Regions from separate parts of the Homo sapiens genome. Here region 2 is linked to region 1. The links are chromatin loops, found by intact Hi-C in ENCODE. Cell type or tissue: gastrocnemius medialis. All regions are shown on one strand. Links, peaks and the distances in the headings refer to the core of each region. The heading gives the core; the rest is flanking DNA.

Evidence for each region. A loop is a pair of places that touch in the nucleus more often than their neighbours do. Peaks named below come from ENCODE experiments on the same cell type or tissue, not always from the same donor. Only the 100,000 strongest peaks of a DNase experiment are listed, where the experiment ranks them.
Region 2: it touches region 1 in a loop (2.5-fold over the local background); 1 of 110 quality-filtered maps calls a loop at or near these places.

Annotation. Positions count from the first base shown.
Region 1 is chr2:173,446,722-173,451,829 of GRCh38, forward strand. It overlaps LOC105373744 (a long non-coding RNA gene), which reads right to left and starts at 59. Exons shown (of 4, transcript XR_923586.2): 1 at 1-59. RefSeq lists an enhancer at 4,540-4,609. In gastrocnemius medialis, for the core only: a CTCF peak has its summit at 2,649 (motif pointing left); a DNase peak (open chromatin) is centred at 2,610; H3K4me3 peaks cover 344 bases; H3K27ac peaks cover 393 bases.
Region 2 is chr2:173,229,014-173,233,222 of GRCh38, forward strand. MAP3K20 (mitogen-activated protein kinase kinase kinase 20) reads left to right here. Exons shown (of 20, transcript NM_016653.3): 12 at 676-720; 13 at 3,179-3,209; 14 at 3,307-3,446. All of the region lies in intron 2 of MAP3K20-AS1 (MAP3K20 antisense RNA 1), which reads right to left. Among named protein-coding and RNA genes, the nearest start is that of MAP3K20-AS1, 51 kb to the right of the region's middle. In gastrocnemius medialis, for the core only: no CTCF peak of the experiment used is centred there; a DNase peak (open chromatin) is centred at 2,210; H3K27ac peaks cover 2,224 bases.

The DNA.
Region 1 (5,108 bases), core at 1,357-3,856:
AAAGTAACCAGATTAGAGAGATTATATTAGGAAGATAAGGGCAAAAAGGACTATGAGAAAGGTGGAAGGGGTAGGGGAGCAGGAAACAGAGGTAAAAGAATGTTAGAAAACAGAGACCTATTACTGAATAAGAGATGATTCCATTTCAGAACCATAACCAAAATATGAGAAGTACTAGTCATATCTCAAGTCTTTGCTCACCATGAAGTCACTCTTTGTAAACATATCCTCAAGGGAAGAAAAGCAATCTAGTACGGCCAACCACTAATCCACAGACTCTGTAATCCAGAATATTAATCCCTAATCCAGAACACTGTGTGTGTTGGTAGTGGGGAAGGGTTATTCAACAAGGACAACCATATGGATGTATGGGAATTAAGGGTCATAATCCCAAGGAATATGTTGTACCTTCAAGGGGCTTATAGTCTGTGTCACTGAACACTGGAAAATAAGTGGCATCCAGCTAGATCCAATGTTTGCTTTTTAGTCACTGTATTCTAATCTGGAGGCCTGGGCTTCCAGTCTCTTTCAGATTGTTGGCAGAATTCTGTTCCTTGTGGCTGCAGGACTGAGGTCCTTGTTCCCTTTCTGGCTGTCAGCTTGGGGCTGTTTTCACCTCCTGGAGACTGCCCACATTCCCCACCACTTGGCTTCCTGCATCTTCAAAATTCACACATGGTGAAGTTGAATCCCCCTTGGGCTCTCAACCTGACTTGATCCTCTTTTGCAACTAGCCAGAGAAAATCCTCTACTTTTAAAGGGCTCATATAATTATGTCAGGCCCGCTGGGATAATCTTCCTATCTTAAGGTCAACTGGCTTGGGACCTTAATTACATTTGCAAAAATCCTTTCATGGCAGTGTTTGATTGAATAACTGGGAGAAGGAGTGTGTACTGCAGGCTGAGTATCTGGAAAGCTATCTTTGAATTTTGCCTACCATGGCTTCCTTCTTACATTAGTGGTACTTCTGCTGAAACAGCAACAAGCCAATTTGCTATTTGTATAGAAATGTCTCTCTAAAAAGCAGAAGGCTGCAATAACATTGCATGATGTATTTTTCAAGATGAATATAGTACTCTTAAAAATCATTGGTCTGGGTGTTGTGGCTAACAACTGTAATCCTAGGACTTTGAGAGGCCAAGGCAGGTGGATCAGTTGAGCCCAAGAGTTTGAGATCAGCCTGCGCAATATGGCAAAACTCCATCTCCGCACACACACAAAAAATTAGCTGGGCATGGTGGCGTGTGGCTGTGGCTGTAGCTCTAGTCCCAGCTACTAGGAAGGCTGAGGTGGGAGGATCACCTGAGCCTGGGAGGTTGATGCTGCCGTGAGCTGTGATCATGCCACTGCACTCTAGCCTGGGTGACAGAGTGAGACCTTGTCTCAAAAATAAAAATAAAAATAAAAAAATCGCCGTACTATTTACAAAAACAGTTCTTAATACTTTTGCATTAAAAGGGTGACTTTAGTGCTCACTTTGGCAGCACATATATTAAAATTGGAATGATACAGAGATCAGCAATTTCAGTTAAATAAGAAAAAAATTTTTTTAAAAGGCTGACTTTAAAACCAGAGTTCAGACATTAAAACCCAAGGTTCAGGGAGCTGAGAGTGGGTGATCCCTGTATAGAGGCCAGTTCTTAGTAGGAATTACATGGCTCTGTGTGGTCCCACTGTCAGGCAAGCTTCACCCAATTTGCTCACTGAAAAGACAAACTAACACGATCATTTTGGTTTTGAATCTGAATTTTGTAGCAACAACATATACTATCAAGACTCAACTTTTGCTAGCACAATAATCTTATTTTATTTTACTTTAAGTTCCGGGACACACGTGCAGAATATGCAGGTTTGCTACACAGGTAAATAGGTAGCACAATAGTCTTAGAAATAGAAACTAAAATAAGTAAATGAAATAAAAGCTCTTTACAAAATATTATGGAAAATATCGCAAATCACAAAGGCCAGAATAAAAACAACCTCTAATTATACTACCCAGAGTTAACCACTGTTAACGTTTTGGCTTTTTGTTTCAGTCTTTTTTTTCCTCTCTTCTACATAAACATGTTTATTAGTCATAGGCCAATCAGGAGACAGAAACCACACAGTAATTTGAACAGGGAAAATTTATTATAAATAATTGTTAACTATAACGTAGGCCTAACTAGGAAGGTGAAAACAATGCTCTAAACAATATCCTAGGGCTGAGGATGAAAATCGGGAGGAACCACTTTGAAGGAGGTCCTTTTCCCCACGACGGATTCAGACAGTGAGGGAAAAGAGATTCTCAGCTCCATTGAATGGTGGAGCTCTCCTGGCTGCCTGAGACAGAACTGGTGCATGGTTGCAGGGAAAAGGGGGAACATATGTCTGCAGGGCAGGTCCTCAGAGACAGCCAGGGCACAAAGAGTCATCTTGTTGGCAGGACAGATAGAGGCCCGGGGTGAGTGGTGTCTCTGTTGGGGGTCACCGGCTGGGGCTCTCTGAGAACTTGCAGAGAAACTGCATGCTCTGGGTGTGTGGCAGGGGCAGAGGCTTCTGGCAGTGGTGCGCTAGGAGCAAGTAGAAAAACAACGGCCGTCCGACGGACGTCCGGGAACCTTGGGCGGGGCTCGTGGGGTAGCTTCTTCCTCCTGCAGTGTCTCTCCTGCGCCCTCTACCGACAAGCTAAACCTCATTCTCGCTGCAAAGGAAAAAATGCTTGAAGGGTCCAGCCTATGAAAGCAAAACAGGTCATGAAAGTAGATTTGGAGGTGAGAGGCAATGTACTACTAAACTGAGATCACAACATGTATCTTATTTTGTAAACTGTTTTATTTACTTCAAAATATACTCAAAACATTTTCTCATATGATGAAAAATATTCTTCTACTATATATATATATATATGTATATTTATTTTTTTCTTTTTCTTTTTTTGAGACGGAGTCTCGCTCTGTCGCCCAGGCTGGAGTGCAGTGGCGGGATCTCGGCTCACTGCAAGCTCCGCCTGCCGGGTTGACGCCATTCTCCTGCCTCAGCCTCCCAAGTAGCTGGGACTACAGGCGTCTGCCACCACGCCCGGCTAATTTTTTTGTATTTTTTAGTAGAGACGGGGTTTCACCGTGTTAGCCAGGATGGTCTCGATCTCCTGATCTCGTGATCCGCCCACCTCGGCCTCCCAAAGTGCTGGGATTGCAGGCGTGAGCCACCGTGCCCGGCCTACAATATAATTTTTAACAGGTGTATGATAATTTATATAATGGATGACCCTAACTTTTTTAGCCAGTATTCAGTTTTGGGCCATTGAGGTTATTTCCACTTTATAGCTATTATAAACAGTGCTGTAACAAATATTCTAGTGGTGAATGCTTGCCATATTTGTATTTCCTTAGGATAAAGTCCTAGCAATGGGATTCCTGGATTGAAGAACATATATACTCTTAATATTTTTATTCATGTTCTGAGATTTCCCCGCCAAAAGACAGCAGTATATTTTAAAGCAACGAGTCTTAGTAACATCTCTACATTTTATTTTTAAAATTTGTACTAATTTTACAAGCATACTAATTAAATGAATTTCATGATGGTAATAAAATAGTCTTGGAGAAAACAATTCTCAAAACAACATTTAATAATGAATTATACCAAAGAATTATTTAAAATGATAATGAAGTGGCTATTAGTACAATACCAAAGAGAGAGAAATGAACAGAACTTACAAATGCAGACACTGATTATTCCAAAATAAATTTTAAACTGTAAACACAGAGCTTATTGTAACAGACCATTTTTTTACAGGAACAGTTAATAGTTTGCTTTAAAATAATTATCTTTTTAAAAAATCGTAGTAATTAGATTTATTCTTAACTCAGAAAAATGCAGTAGAAAAAATACTAGAAAGAAAAACAGAATGAAATGAGAAAGGAAAAGAGGGAAGGAAGGAAGGACAAGAAGACAGGAAGATTTTTCCGAAAGAGGCAGGAAGGAGAGTGTATTGAAGAAAAGAAGAAAAACTAGAAGGAAAGAAAATATGAAAGAGTATATGAATAGAGCAGAAGCAAAAAAAAAAGAAAAAAAAAAGGGAAAAGAAACATTTTAAAGCAAATTCCACCTCCAGAATGGTAATATTTAATGGGCTAACTATCAAAACATTTTTAAGTACTAAGAACACACAACTTAAGAAAGAAAGACATACTTGTAGGAAATAAGCCTTAATTGTCCAATTTGCCAGAGAAGCAGAGATGGCAGTGTTTCTGTGACACTTACGTGGTTGGCTTCTGTCATCATGGAAGTAAGTACAGAAGCACATGCATTTCCACATGGCTACAGAATCCCCAACGCTTCGGTTTGCTATAGGATGCCTCCAAATAAATGGCACAAGTATTTCCACAAAGAAGGTTTGGAGTAGACACATTGAGCATTTCCACCATGGGGTGGTAGAATTTACTTGACGGGTTAGTTATGGCAATGTGGTTTCTCAACAGGCTGCATGGGGGTCTGGCTTGCAAAGGAGCTCGCATATAAAGTGAAAGCTGCTCAGGAGAGCCAGGTCTCCCCACAGGCGTCCTGTGTTCACAGTCCTCGTAAATGTTCTCTGGAGGCCACAGATTCATTATGTCGGAAAAGGTAGAGCAACAGACAGAAAATGCTGGCAGAGGTCCAGCCCTCTGTGGGCTTCGAGTGTGGTATTGCCTAGAGTTTGTTCCTACAGGTATTTTTGCATAAAGACCTCTGTCTGAGGAAGTGAGTCTAAGACAGCAGAGCTCAGGACGGTCTTTTAGAGTATTGGGTGCCCACGACTCTTTTGAAAGAAGTCCATTGATACTCCTCTACTATTTCCCCCGATCTATTTGAGAGCCAGCAAACTGATTTGATAAAACAGTGATAGATTTGTCAGATTAAGATAGTAATTTGCTTCCATTAATTTGAGAGGCATCAGTGTCTCACAGTGAGAAGAAATATGGCCACCCTGGTGGGATACATTTAAATTCATTAAATTTTCTGGCTTTCATCTGAGACACTGAGACTTTTTCTTCTCAGCCCATAAATCCTTTCAGTTTTTACTTCAAATGGCACCAAACAAGCACTCATCAATTTATATTTTAAATTCTCCTAACAATATCCA
Region 2 (4,209 bases), core at 1,214-3,713, 220 kb before region 1:
TGGGGCATATATTGAAGACAGTAAGTAGTTCTTTGGCTCTGAAAATGGTGCAGGCTGAAGTCCTCTGGAGGCATCTTCATTTGTACTTGTGAACCTCACAGGGAGGTATTTTAATCTGTTTTAGTTAGAGCAACTCTGCAGCCTGGGTTTCTTAGGACCGTACCAATTTCCCATGTCCTTCTTCATCCGTGAGTGCTAACATTTGGTTTTTAAAATATTGTGCAAATGAGATCTTTCAACACTTAGAAATTCCCCCTTGAGAACAGGCATAATACATGATCTGGTTACTAAGTGGTTGCTTTGGAATTTTCATTAATAATCCAACAGTCCTCATGTTGGCTGAGACTCTGAGGAAGACTCTAGGTCTCTGAGAAAATGTCAGAAATTGCTTGACTGCTGAGGCTTGATTGTGGGATGTAAAAACCAGGTACCAACAAAGGAATATGATACAGCTCCCAAAGTACATGAATTGTTACTGAGAGATTGGTGAACATTACTGGAGCACTGAGAACTGCCTCTTAAGGTCAGGAAAACTGTTTTCCATTCAACCCAACCTGCAGGAGGAACCAAGCCAGAGCAGCAGCTGAGAGCTGAAAGAGTGAGACAAGAGGATGAACCAAAAAGACAATGATAATATTACTTTTTTTTTTCATTTCATGCATATTTCCCATGCAGCTGCTGCCTTCCTTTGAGATTGGTGCATGGACGGAAGACGATGTGGTAAGCTCTTTGTATTCATGCCTTATTTGACTTGAGCAGGTATTTCATAAATTTTTCCCTAAGTTTTTAGGGGAAGAGATTGGGCCTTAGGAAAGTCTAACTAGGAGAGGTTGACAAATTCTTTTCTCACTCTGTCTCCCAGGCTGGAGTGCAGTGGTGCGATCTCAGCTCACTGCAACCTCCACCTCCTGAGGTTCAAGCGATTCTCCTGCCTCAGCCTCCTGAGTAGCTAAGACTATAGGTTCCCACCAGCATGCCTGGCTAATTTTTGTATTTTTAGTAGAGATGGCGTTTCACCATGTTGGCCAGGCTGGTCTCGAACTCCTGACCTCAAGTGACGTGCCCGCCTCAGCCTCCCAAAGTGCTGGGATTATAGGTGTGAGCCACTGTGCCTGGCCTTTTTTTCTGTTTTTAATGCAATAATGATTGAAAATAAAGCCTCAAGAGTAAAGCAAGTATCTCTGCAAATCTTCTAAGTGGGTTCTACCTTCCTAAATTACTCTGAAACTATTCCAGAATACAATAACAAATACCCATGAGGAAATTAAAGTGGCAGCTCGGGAAAACAAATGAACATACTTGAAAAAAAAGTGATATTAAATCTTTTTACAAGAACAGGGATGGCCTCGAGCCATGGTAGAGGAGGATCTGGTCAAGGCAGTGCTGGGCTGGTACACCGCTGAACCGGCTTTCCTTCCACCTCAGGCCTGTTTGAAAGTGAGGCATCATATTTGCCAGCCTTATTCTGGCCTCCCAAGTGGGAATAGACACAAGCACGCCCAGACATTCTCTGTAGCTTTAGCCAGAGAAGCCCTATGTTTTTGAGAGGCTGCACTCAGACTGTTGAAGTCCAAAAGAAGTCCTGCACTCTGCATTCTTGATAGAAACCCTGAGAAACAATCCAACTTAGTCTGTTACATCACCATATCTATTTTTTTAGTGACAAAACAGGTATGAAAATTCCTGATGTGAAAACTCAGAGACTAGGTTGGGCACGGTGGCCTGTAATCCCAGCACTTTGGGAGGCTGAGGCAGGAGGATCACTTGAGGTCAGGAGTTCGAGACCAGCCTGGCCAACATGGTGAAACCCCATCTCTACTAAAAATACAAAAATCAGCCAGGTGTGGTGGCACATGCCTATAATCCCAGCTACTTGGGAGACTGAGGCAAGAGAATCGCTTGAATATGGAAGGTGGAGGTTGCAGTGAGCTGAGATCACACCACTGTATTCCAGCCTGGGCAACAGAGCAAGGCTTCATCTCAAAAAAAAAATTTTTTTTAAGTTCTATAAAACTCAGGGACTTATGCTATCCAGGTCTATTTAACAAGCTCAGGGTATCACTAAATGAAAATGAAAAAAACAAAAGATGTAATGCCAGCCTTAGTGGGTTTGGGCTCCAGCCCAGGGAACAGACCAGGTGCCACAAAGTGCAGACTAGCTACTGGAAACTCCTCAAAAGATCTGTTTACCTAGCTCAACCTGGTTTTGGGCCCAGGCATTTCCCTCTCTGCCCTTTGTATTCTTTTGAAGTGCACCTGCTTTCAACATTAGCTAACCTCTTTGGCTTCCGTAGGGTAAGGAAACTTGGCACCAGTTGCCACTATTTCTTCCCATTCACTGAGCCCCAGTGAGTCTCACTTTCCTGCCAGCCTTGCTTAACAAGGAAAGAGGACTCAGGGTCTCCTTTATTCACAAGCCTGGATATCATCTCTTTATCCCTAGCTGCAGAGTTTCCCCTGTCATTTGAAAAGAAATTTTTGAAAAATCACTGAGTTCTAACAGCTATTTTTAGTCTTTGCTCTGAGGCTGAGTGGCTTCCAGGCCACTTAAATAAAATTCCAGAGTTGAGGGCTCCCCAGAGAATCACAGGGACTGAGTCTGGCCTCCCATCCTTCTCTCCTCACCAAGGTACTGTGAGAGGCCACCAGTAAACCCAGACCCTGTGATATACAGGGACTAAGGGTCACTGGGTCCAATCTCCTCATTCTACATAGGAAGCTCCACACTTTGACTTGGCTGGGGCCACGTGGCTACTTCATGACCTGGCCTAGAACAAAAGATTCCTTCTGTCTGTTGCTCTGTCCACTGCTGTGTGGTCCCTGGAACTCATACAATTCCTGAGTAAACTGGTGCCCCTCAGCAATCCAGGGGACCACTGGCACATAAATGGAAAAATCACTATAAGTAAGAACCCTCTTGAAAGGATTTAAAAATATCTCCCAAAGAAGGAGGAAAACCAAGGGGCTTTTAACTGTCCAAGACCCCCGAAGAGAGGGATATCTCCCATTTGAAAGCTTGAGGTTTTAAAACTACAAAGAGAAAGTCTTCTATTTTACCTTTGTGGTTGAGCCAGGAATTAAAGTTATTTTGATCTATTGAAAACTCTATGTTTACTGTGAAGACTGGCCACTGACCATGTGTGAATCTTCAAAACCGTATGTGTCCTCTCTTTCACAGTATTGTTGGGTTCAGCAGCTCGTCAGAAAAGGCAAGTGGAATAAGTTACCTTCTTCAATCATGGAGTTAACTTTGTTTTGGATGTGATTTCATCTAATTTTATTCTGCTTTCTAATCACTTCCTTCAGGTGACTCTTCAGCAGAGATGAGTGTATATGCAAGCTTGTTTAAAGAAAACAACATTACAGGGAAGCGGCTGCTGCTGCTGGAGGAAGAAGACCTGAAAGACATGGGCATTGTCTCCAAGGGGCATATCATTCACTTCAAGGTACCTGAGAAAGGGACAACATTCCATCAGCAAACCCTTTTTTTGTTTGTTTGGTTTTTTTTGAGGCAGAGTCTTGCTCTGTTGCCCAGGCTGGAGTGCAAAGGCACAATCTTGGCTCGTTGCACCCTCCGCCTCCTGGGTTCAAGTGATTCTCCTGCCTCAGCCTCCCAAGTAGCTGGGATTACAGAAGCGTGCCACCACACCCAGCTAATTTTTGTATTTTTAGTAGAGATGGGGCTTCACCATGTTTTCCAGGCTGGTCTCCAACTCCTGACCTCAAATGATCCACCTGCCTCAGCCTCCCAAAGTGCTGGGATTACAGGCGTGAGCCACCAGGCCTGGCCTCCATCAACAAATCTTTATTGAGCACCTACTATGCAGCAGATCACGTGTTAGGGGCTGCAGATGGAAACAGTGCTATGCTGGTCATTACTGTGCTGAAATGCTTACACAAGTTGATAATCAGCAGCTGCCCCCAGGCACCCCTATTCCTTCCTCATAATCCAAACAGCAAAAAGGTGCATACATGGTATAGTAGGACTCACAGGGAGATAACCTGAATATCACCCCCCTGCCCTCAGGAAGTCTCTAATCTGGTGGAGAAAACAGATACTGCCTATGCGATAATGGTAAATGACGGCTGTAAGAAATACCACAAAGGCAGTGTGGTGCCTGGAAAACAGCCATCCACCCAGAATAGCAGGAGGTGACTCAGTTTAATTCTAGAGAGGACAAAAATCCATCAGGAATCCCTAAGGACCCC